Linked DNA regions of Homo sapiens: region 2 is linked to region 1. The links are chromatin loops, found by intact Hi-C in ENCODE. Cell type or tissue: K562. All regions are shown on one strand. Each heading gives the region's core, and the rest is flanking DNA. Links, peaks and the distances in the headings are about the cores only.

Region 1 (5,384 bases), core at 1-5,000:
GACAATTTGTTACATTCACCCACTACCTTAATAAGTGCCCGGCTATGGTATACAAGAGGAGAGATACCAGTATTAGGGAGCTGGACTATCTCAGCTTTCATGTAGCTTCAGCATCGCCATCCTATTTGTTTTCACTGTGTAAGCTGCTTTAGATGATCTTAGTACAGAATAAATCATTATTATCATGATCAAAGAAGTGATAGTTAGTAGATCTACAAAGACTTGATTTGCAGTGCCATCTACTGGAAACAGACATTGACTTGCTTTTAGATTTTTTAGATAGTTTTTTGTTGTTGTTTATTTTATTTTTTTAAATAAAGAACGTTGAAGAATACAGATATCAGTAGTAAGGGAAGAATTTGGTTCTTACTATATTTGATTATAGATGATGGCTTAGAAGCCCTAGCTACAAATAAGCTGAATTGTATTCTTATCAAATCATTCATCCTTTGAATGTTAGACATAAAGAGTACTTACATGTTTCTTTGAAAAGTAACATTGCTTCCTTTTCTTAAAATGAGTCACTTAAACCAGTTTTTAATATAGCACTATGGTTTTTTTCTTATCCCTTTAAAGATTGATTTTTTTTAACCCTTGTAAGTGCCTCTGAAATGGATATCGTTGCTGAATTCTTGAAGATTTTCATTTTAATTTCATACCTTGGGGATGGGGGAAACTCAAAAGATTTTTCAATCAATTTTTTGAAGAGAAACTTACATAAATTAGATATAGAGGAAGATTAATGAAAAATAAAAACCAATCTCTGCTTACATTTTTCTCATTCAACAAATATTTACTGAGGACCAGATGTGTGCCAGGCACTGTTGTAGGATCTGAAATACAGTGAACAAGACAGATGAAGCCCTGTTCCATGACACTTATAGTTCATCAAGGACAGATCAACACCAAAGAAATGAATATCTAATATGTCATGTGGATGTCAGTGCCATGGAAAAGAGTAAAAGCAGGGGGAGGTACAGGAAGTGACAATGACAAGTATGGTGTTGGGGGAGGATGACGTTTTTTATGAAAGTGGGTCAGGGAAGTGGCATTTGAACAGAGAGCTCCAGACAGCAGGAAAAGTAAGTACAAAGATCTTGATATTGTCTTGGCTCCATTGGAAAGAAAGAATAAATTATACAAAAGTTTGATGATATTTAACACCACAGGCATAAGCTATTAACTTGTAACTTCTAACTTAAGCAAGAAGTGCCAGTATTCCCAGATGGGAGAAAACACAGAGTGGTCAGTTCAAACACATACAGCAAATCCAAGCGTTCTCCAAGGGATCAAACCCAGTTTCCCTGAATTTAATTAGATTCTTAGGTTGAATGAGCCACAAAGGTCACCTGGTCTGCCATCTCTCTCATGCCCAACTCCCCTCTACATTATCTATATTAGTCTGTTTTCACACTGTTATAAAGACATACCCGAGACTGGGTAATTGATTTATAAAGGAAAGAGGCTTAATTGACTCACAGTTCCGCAGGGCTGGGGAGGCCTCAGGAAACTTACAATCACAGCCGAAGGGGAAGAGGCATGTCTTATATGGTGGCAATAGAGACAGAGCGAAAGAGAAAGAGAGAGCATGTGTGTGTGTGTGAAGCGAAGGAGGAGAGCCCCTCATAAAACCATCAGATCTGGTGAGATCTCACTATCACGAGAGCAGCATGGGAGAAACTGCTCCCATGATCCAATCACCTCCCACTGAGTCCCTCTCTCAATACATGGGGATTATGGGGATTGTAATTCAAGATGAGATTTGGGTGGGGACACAGCCAAACCTTATCATTATCCCTACAAATGACCATGCAGTCTGCTTGAACACCTCACTCTTCACTCCCTCCAGAGATAGCTCATTCCACCTTTGACTCCTCTTGGCAAATTCATCCTTACACTGAACTGAAGCCATTTCTCTGTTCTGTGGTGCTTGGGTGGCTTGCATGGCAATGGAGGAAGGCAAAAGTGTCACCCTCTTCCTATTCCTCACTAGACTGTGGCCTCTATGATCAGGAATCCCATGTAAACGTCCATGTAAAGCTGGCTCTGTAATGGACTTGAAATGAATCCATCCATCATCATTCATCACTCTGATCTCACCTACATAAAAACTCCTCAAGCACAGGATGGTTAGTGGAACTGTGTTTTCTCTATGTCTTTAAACCAATGGAAACAGAGCAGCTCACGCAACTGAAAGACCCCAATGTTTAAGTGCTCTTATTCACCTTTCATTCCTTTCTTGGTTTGCAGTTATGCCGAATCAGAAATCAATTCCTTAGGGATAGCACAAATGAAAAAATCTAGAAAATATACAAATGCATCTGAGCAAACAATAGAGTACACTTGCTAATGACACAATTCCTTAAGCTATGGAATTCATTACAACAGTTAACATTGATTGAGCACATACTCTGTGCCAAGCCCTCTTCCAAGAGCTTTATGTATCCTACCTCATTTAACCCCACAGCAAGCATGTTTAGTAGGCAGTGTCATTGTCCCCACTTTATAGACAAAGAAACTGAGGGAGGGGCTGAGAGTGATTAAGCCATCTGGTTGTGGATACCTGACTAGTAAGTGTTGGAGCCCAAACTTGAACTCAGCCAGTCTGACTCTAGAGCCTGGGCACGTTTTCCCTAAACTCCATTCCCACAGTTTATGATAGTAGAGATGCCAGAGACTAAAGATAATGTATGGGACGGAAGATTGAAGGAACATGGATCATTTAGCAACAGAAGAAAAGGCTAAAATGCAAAGGAGGGCCAGGGCAAGCTCATGAGCAATGCCAATGCTAATTTTTAAAAATGGGTTGAAAATAGAAGGAATTGTGACTGTGGCCTGAATGGAACTAAGTTTGAGAATAAAAAGTGATGAGGATATTTGGAATGGGATAATAGCAACAACAATACGACACTACATGCCAGGCTCTGTACCAAGTGCTGATGTTCATTTGTCTTAATTTAACCTCATTGAATCCCAGGAGATAGTTGCTGTCATCATACCCACTTTGCAGATGAGAAAACCACGAGCTGGAGGAGTTACGTAGCTGTTTGACATAACCAGCTAGAGAGTAGCAGAGCCATTATGTCAGTGGTCCAGTGAGCGAGCAAAGCTTTATCAGTATTTACGGCCACTCCTCATTGCTCCCATTACCGCCTCAGCTCCACCTCCTGTCAGATCAGTGACGGCACTGGATTCTCATAGGAGCATGAACCCTATTGCAGACTGTACGTGCCAAGGATCTTAGTTGCGTGCTCCTTATGGGAATCTAATGCCTGATGATCTGAGATGGAGCTGATGTGGTGATGCTAGCACTGGGAGCAGCTGCAAATACAGATGAACATTAGCAGAGAGGTCTGACTGCACAGAGACCATAATAAATCACTTGCAGACTCATATCAAAACCCTATGGGTGAGTGGCAAGTGACAATTAAGCTTCATCTGGTGGCAGGCTTTACAGGTGAGTTGATATACTTCAATCATACAGCTGCATCTGGTGGCCTTATAAGTATGTTTGAGACAACTTCAAATCTCCATACATTCTGGGTTAAAGTCAAAGGGGAATATCCTCAGATTGCCACAAAAGCACTGAAGAGCCTGCTTCCATCTACAACCCCCTATCTTTGGGAAGCAGGGTTTTCTGCAGTGACAGCCACCGAAATGAGATTATGGAGTAGGCTGGACATAAACAACACACTTTGGGTGTCACTGTCTCCCAGATGGGACCATCTAGTTGCAGGAAAACAAGCTTACGGCTCCCACTGATTCTACATCATGGTGAGTTGTATAATTATTTCATTATATATTACAATGTAATAGTAATAGAAATAAAGGGCACAATAAATGTAATGCACTTGAATCATCCCAAAACCATCCCCCACTGCCCATCCATGGAAAAATTGTCTTCCACGAAACCAGTCCCTGGTGCCAAAAAGGTCTAAGACCACTGCATCACGTTACATGGCACATATATGTTCTCATGTTCATGTTATTTAAGAGTCAAAATCATTCGTGTTGATTGAAGTTTGAGCTACCCTAAGGCATTACTAAAAGCCAGTGGTTATTATCTTTTTACAAAATTCACCAGAGGCCTTTGGAAACCCCCATGGTTCTGCTGGATGCACATGTGCACCATGAGGCCGCATGTTAGAGTGGAGAGAGCCTGTACATGGAAGACAGATGATCTTGGACTTAGATCCCAGCTTTGCCATTATTAGTTTTGCTTCTTCCCTCTCTCTCTCTCTTTTTCCCTGTCTCTTCCTCTTCCTTACCCTCTTCAGTTTCCTCTGTTTAAAAAAAAAGGACTAAGAAAACTTACCCCTACCCTACCCACCAAAATATTATAAAGACTAAATTTCTCTTTCAGAGAGGGAGGCTGGCACTTAACAGAGGCTTCAGAAGTATGACCTCCTCCATCTCCCCATCTACTCATCTGCCACCTGTTCAAAATACACATCGTTCGTAGCATTTTAGTATAAGCTTATAGTACTCTTCAATATGCGGCCAATAATTCTATATTGATTATAAATCAGATCATATCCCAGATTTGTTTTCTACATTTCCATGGACTTGCACCCTCTGTAATTGCTCTTTCAGCCTTCCCTTCTGGCTTTTTCTATTTTCTTTGTTTTATTAGTCAATAGTTACATCTTCCTGACAATGCAAATAAAATATTCCAAACAAGAATGTAGCTAGCAGCTGATTCATAAGATATTAAAAGGCCTTGAGTCATATTGTACTCATTGAAAACAAAGCCTTCACATATACCAATGCTTTATTACTTTCATGAAACTTAATCTTTGTCAAACCCTGAAAGGATAGCTAATTTTACTGACCAATTTGAAAAGCAGACAATGGGAGTGAGAGCATATTCCTAAACAAATTGTTATAAATTTACACGAAGCCAGGCATGGTGGCTTGCATCTGTAATCCCAGCTACCTGGGAGGCTGAGGCAGGAGGATCACTTGAGCCTCAGAGTTCGAGGCTTCAGTGAGCTGTGATTGTGCCACTGCACTAGGCCTGGGTGACACAGCAAGACCTCCATCTCTTAAAAAGAAATTCCTATGAAATGAGTAGTTATAGAATAATACTGCAGACCAGAGTAGTGAACAAAAGAATAAAGAATGAAGAGACCTGGATTCAAATCCCATGGTGCCCCTAAATAGATTATTTGCAAGTCAATGAATTTATCTGAACCTCAGATTGGCCATCTGTGAAATGGACATAATTATCTCTTACTGGCTGGGCATGGTGGCTCACACCTGTAATCCCAACACTTTGGGAGGCCGAAGCAGGCAGATCACTAGGTCAGGAGTTCAAGACCAGCCTGGCCAGCATAATAAGACCCCGTCTCTACTAAAAGTACAAAAATTACCCAGGCATGGTG
Region 2 (5,386 bases), core at 142-5,141, 1.0 Mb before region 1:
TTAAATTTTGAGATGATGTTTGGACTTCCTGTTGAGGAAGATGACAGTTTATTTAATCAATTCCCCACACACATACCCTCCATGCTCCCCCATTCTCTCAGTCAGGTTGTAACTCTCAGTTTGATTAATTTGGCATTTACATTATCATTACTCACAGTGGATCCATTTAATGTATTATAATTATCTTTGCATTTCTGGACAAAGTATTCTTTTATTTGGAATTAATAAAATAGTTATTAATATGCTTGGGTTTCTGTGTATCACCCACTCTCAAATCTCTGACAGAACTGAAATCTCCTTTTTTTTTTTTTTTTTTTTTGAGACAGAGTCTTGTTCTGTCACCCAGGTTGGAGTGCAGTGGCGCCATCTTGGCTCATTGCAATCTCCACCTCCTGGGTTCAAGTGACTCTCCTCTGTCAGCCTCCTAAGTGGCTGGGATTACAGGTGCATGCCACCATGCCTAGCTAATTTTTGTATTTTTAGTAGAGACGGGGTTTCGCCATGTTGGCTGGGCTGGTCTTTAACTCCTGACCTCAGATGATCTGCCCTCCTTGGCCTCCCAAAGTGCTAGGATTATAGGTGTGAGGCAACGTGCCCAGCCGAAATCTCCTTTTTTTTGAGACAGAGTCTCACTCTTGTCGCCCAGGCTGGAGTGCAGTGGTGCGATCTCGGCTCACTGCAATCTCTGCCTCCCGGGTTCAAGTGATTCTCCTGCCTCAGCCTCCTGAGTAGCTGGGATTATAGGTGCGCACTACCACACCTGGCTAATTTTTGTATTTTTAGTAGAGATGGGGTTTCACCATATTGGTCAAGCTGGTGTCGAACTCCTGACCTCGTGATCCACCCGCCTAGGCCTCGAAATCTCCTTTTAATACACTTAAACACACCATGCCTTCGAATCTGTGAGTTGGGCTTCTTCCCTAAGGGAGCTGCTTTGTGTGGACGCTCCACTCCCTTGCCGTCTGACTGGTTGTTCTCTAGACTTTACCACTATGGCACGGCTGCTGGCGTTAACTTCTTTTCATAATCACTGCATGAACTTCCTTTGTTTCAGTCAGTCTTCCATGGGATCCTTGGTTTCCAGGTTCCTGTGTCTTTGTCTCTCTTGCTTCAGTTCCCTCCCCTGAGATGACCTATTTCCTCACTCCCGCCTTTTTTTTGGTAAAATATATCCTCTCAATAGCAGGTAGGCAGAGGATAATTTTTTTGAGAAATTGGTTGTCTGAAAATGTCTCTATTATATTCTAACATTTGAATCATAGATTGGCTAGTTATAGAATTGTATGTTCAAATTTATTTTGTCTTGGAATTTTGAAGACATCGTTCCAGTGTCTTGTAACTTTGTTACTGTGAGCAGTCCAATACCATTTTCCTGATCCACTGTGTGTGGCCTCTTTTGCTTTTTATGGGAGGCTTTCAGAAAAACTTCTCTCTCTCTCATCACTAGTGTTCTGACATTTTTTAAATTATATTCTTTGGTGTAGATCTTTTTTTCATTTGTTTTATTGGACACCAAAATAGTCTGTTCACATTGAAAACCTATGTATTTCAGTTCTGGGGAGTTTTCTTATACTATGTCTTTCATGACTTCCTCCCCTTTGATCTTTTTTTCCTCTCTAATTATTATTATTTAGACATGGACTTTGGAACTGAAACTCTAATTTGTTTATTCTCCCAACATTTTCTAGCTCTAGTTTTCATCTACTTTTGGGAAGTTTCTTTAACATTCTGAATTTTTATAGCCCCTGGTCTAGTTCATGGATGGAATGTGAATGTAATACATCCTTAGTGTTTCTGAAGATAATAATTGTTGTAGCCTGGGCATGGTAGCTCATGCCTGTAATCCCAGCACTTTGGAAGGCTAAGGGGGAAGGATCCCTTGAGCCCAAGAATTTGAGACCAGCCTGGGTAACAAAGTGAGACCCTGTCTCTACAAAAACTCAAAAAATTAATCAGGCATGGTGGTGCACATCTGTGGTCCCAGCTACTTGGGAGGCTGAGATTGGAGGATCACCTGAGCCCAGGACGTGGAGGCTGCAGTGAGCTGTATTTGTGCCAATACACTCCATCCTGGGTGACACAGTGAGGCCTGTCTCAAAGAAAGAAAAATTCAGTTTCTTCATCTCAGCTACATTTCAAGCCAACAATAGCTCCATGTGGCTAGTGGCTACCATACTGTGCAGTGCAGATGTGGTACATTTCCATCACAGCAGAAAGTTCTGTTAGACGGTGTCAGAATTCAGAGTTTGTGGTGCATTTTGTTCATGACTTCATTTCCACCAATGGTATTAATTTGTCATGTGCTATAAGAAAAAGCCTAGATGCACTTAAGCATTTTTGACAAATGAAGGTTGAATGACATCAAGACACACTGCACAGCTGGCTCTTCCTTGATAGTTCCAGTAGAGAAAGGTGGTGCATAGATCGAGTCACTGCACCATGTGTGCTCATCTAACCGTGCTGAACTCAGAAGAAACCACACCATGGTAGTTAAGACACATTGACATGGAGGGTAGTCGTTTAGTTTTAGCCTCGTAATGTCATCATCACCATAAAATCAGTCTTGTTCTGTCAGTGTTATTACTTTTGTAGTTTTCTTTGTATTAACTTTTACAAATTGTATCTTGCTTTTATAGCTGTATAAGAAAAATAAAGCAGAAGTTTTTATTTTTTACTTCTTCATATTTAGGTTTGATACCCCCTTTCTTTGTGATCAATCAGATAGAATTATTTTTCCTATGAAAGAGGTCTCTAAATGATTTATGTTGGGATGCAGCAATAAAATAATAATACTATGTTAGTGGGTACCTATTCCACATTAGGTACTCTTCCAAGTGCTTTGCATAGATGGCGTTATTCACTTCTCATATGGCTTGTGAGGCTAGCACTATTATTGTCCTTATTTTATTTTATTTTTTGTCTTTATTTTTTGGTCCTCATTTTAGAAAGGAGGAGACTGAGGCTGAGTGTTTAAGTGACTTGTCCAAGGTTATACACCACATCGGGGGTGAGGCTGGGTGTGACCCGGGCATCCTGACTCCATAACCCACTTGCTGTCCCTCCCCTTATGGTGATAGAGGGACAAGCTTTGTCATCAAACAGGCTTGGGATCTAGTTCCAGCTCTTCTTCTATGATTCTGGGAAAGATGTGTAATCTTTCCAAACCTCAGTGTCCTTGTTGATAAAATGGAGACAATGATGCTGTCCTCAGAGATTGTCGTCAGGGGTTAAATGAGGTAATATACACAAAGCACTTCACCCAGTACCTGGTAATTGCAAGAATTTTCCAGAAGGAAAACTGAGCTCTCCTTCTGCCACCTGGGAGTAGGGCAGTTGGTGCATTCCAACAGCATATTTTATAGTCAAAGCTTCATCCGCAGTAGAGTGAAGAAACGACATGGAAGGCAGAAGCTGGGGGCAGAAAACATGTTCCCTGGCTGGGCATTTCCTTCCTGTCCTCATGGTGAGACATCATTGATCACTGTGGTCACTGTGCCTCTCAGATGACCCCCTGGTGGGAGTTGCTGCCAACCTCTGAGGGTCCTTCTCAGACAGTGAGTTGGGTGCTGTACAGAAACAAACTTGGGTGGCGCCTACTCCATTTCCAAATATCTCTGGGCTCTGGGAGTTTGGCCCAGCTCTTCACTATGCTTATTTCAGAGGACAAATAGAGGTGGGAGGCATCTCTGGACAGCAACAGCTGGTGTGGTCAGCAAAGGCAGGAGGCTGATGCTGCAGCCAGGCCTGGGGTGGGTTGGCTTTGGGGTTGTTTATGAGATGTGTTGGCCCTTTCAGCCTGGTAGGAGAGAATGAGCAAAAGCCCTAGAGCAGGAGCAGACATCAGGCATGTAGGGAACAATGAGTCAGCCAGCCTGGTGCTCACGGCAGTGTGGTGTCTTGCTCTGATATACACACACAGGCACACGCATGCCCCAGGGACACACTCAGTCTCTTTGGGTTCCGGACTTATTTAGGACGCAGGGAGAAACAAGGAAGTTGGGGCTCCTTCCCTCATCACTGACCCTCCAGGAGACTGAGCAGACGGCATTGAGGGAAGGAGAGCAGCCAGTGGCTTCATTCCCCGGCCTGCCGTCGGCTGGGGGCTGCTGCCCATCAGGATGGTTCCCTGAGTCAGAGAGAGGAATAACACAGGACTGACTGGAGGGCTGCCTGCAAGACTCCCAGCACCTTGGGGACCCCTCAGTAACTCCGGGAAGTGAGAGCAACTTACTGGAAGTTGCTAGTCTTAGCCCTCCTTGAGTCACCCACACTGCGGTGGCAGGACGACCCTGTGTCTCTGCTACTGTGACCGACCCTACCTCCTGGCTTCTGCTGCCCATCCCTTTGGCTGCCTTGTGGTCTTTACCAAATGCCTCTTCTCTTGGCCATCTGGTTTTTGCCTCTGTCTAAAATTCTTCAGGAGAGAGGACCTGATACCTAAGTCCAGTTAATCCTGTAGTGCCTGTAGGACGAAGTAATTTCCACCAGGCATTCTCGTGTGCCAGGCCCCACACAGACAGAGGATTGTAGAGACGTGCTCACCCACATCCTATTCACCCACTCACTCAACAAATGCACGTGATGGAGGAGTGTCTGCCAGGGTGGTAGGCTCGGTGGTAAAGAGCGTGGTCCCTACGTGCAAGAAATCTCCTGTGTAGCTGTGGCACCAAGAGCAACATCACTGTCACTCTAGGGCTTGTCTGTGTGTAAACAAGCAAAATTCTCGGGGCAAAACCAAACCAAACCAACACCTTTATTATTTGCGCCCACCATCCATTCAGACCTGCTCTGTGGGGCTCATTCTTCCAAACTTTGGCTGAAATCTCAGAGGTCCCATGACCTTTCCGGTGACATTAGACATGTCCTTCAGTTGCTCCCTCAAGATTCATTTCTGTAACTTACATGTGCAATGCCATGAATAATTGAAAACCGATTTAAAGTTGACCCTGTCCTCTCATCTAGCTCGAGAGGGCAGTGCTGGTGGCTTGTGGTGGGGAAGGCACGTGGTCAGCGTCTTCATACTTCTCACCCGCCCATGCTCAGTCCTCTCCTTCCGCAGTCCGATGACCATGGTTTCTGCTCCTTCTTCCCCGAAGTTGGGAAAGGACAGAGAAAGGAGAGAGGTGGCAGGAGAAGTCTTCCTTGGTTTGCATTGTTGTGAGTGGGTTCTGGGATGTTCCCGGTCTGTGGGTGTTTAAGGCTGATGCTTCCTCTGTTGGCCATCATTGATGGGTCCATTGGAGACAGAGGCTCTGAGAGCTCAGACCCCTGCCTGCAGTTTTATGATGTAACAAAGGCATTTCTTCTTCTCTGGCTGATTTACGACTTCTTCCTCTCTCCTAAGCATGGTCTTGCTGGACGGGATCTGAGAAAATCCTGGTCAATG

Evidence for each region. Hi-C counts contacts between places; a loop is a spot of excess contacts. Peaks named below come from ENCODE experiments on the same cell type or tissue, not always from the same donor. Only the 100,000 strongest peaks of a DNase experiment are listed, where the experiment ranks them.
Region 2: it touches region 1 in a loop (12-fold over the local background); 25 of 110 quality-filtered maps call a loop at or near these places.

Annotation. Positions count from the first base shown.
Region 1 is chr10:7,417,027-7,422,410 of GRCh38, forward strand. No RefSeq gene overlaps it. Among named protein-coding and RNA genes, the nearest start is that of SFMBT2, 8.7 kb to the left of the region's middle. In K562, for the core only: a CTCF peak has its summit at 238 (motif pointing left); a DNase peak (open chromatin) is centred at 3,089; H3K27me3 peaks cover 687 bases.
Region 2 is chr10:6,419,388-6,424,773 of GRCh38, forward strand. It overlaps a transcript of PRKCQ not described here. Among named protein-coding and RNA genes, the nearest start is that of LINC02656, 72 kb to the left of the region's middle. In K562, for the core only: no CTCF peak of the experiment used is centred there; no DNase peak of the experiment used is centred there.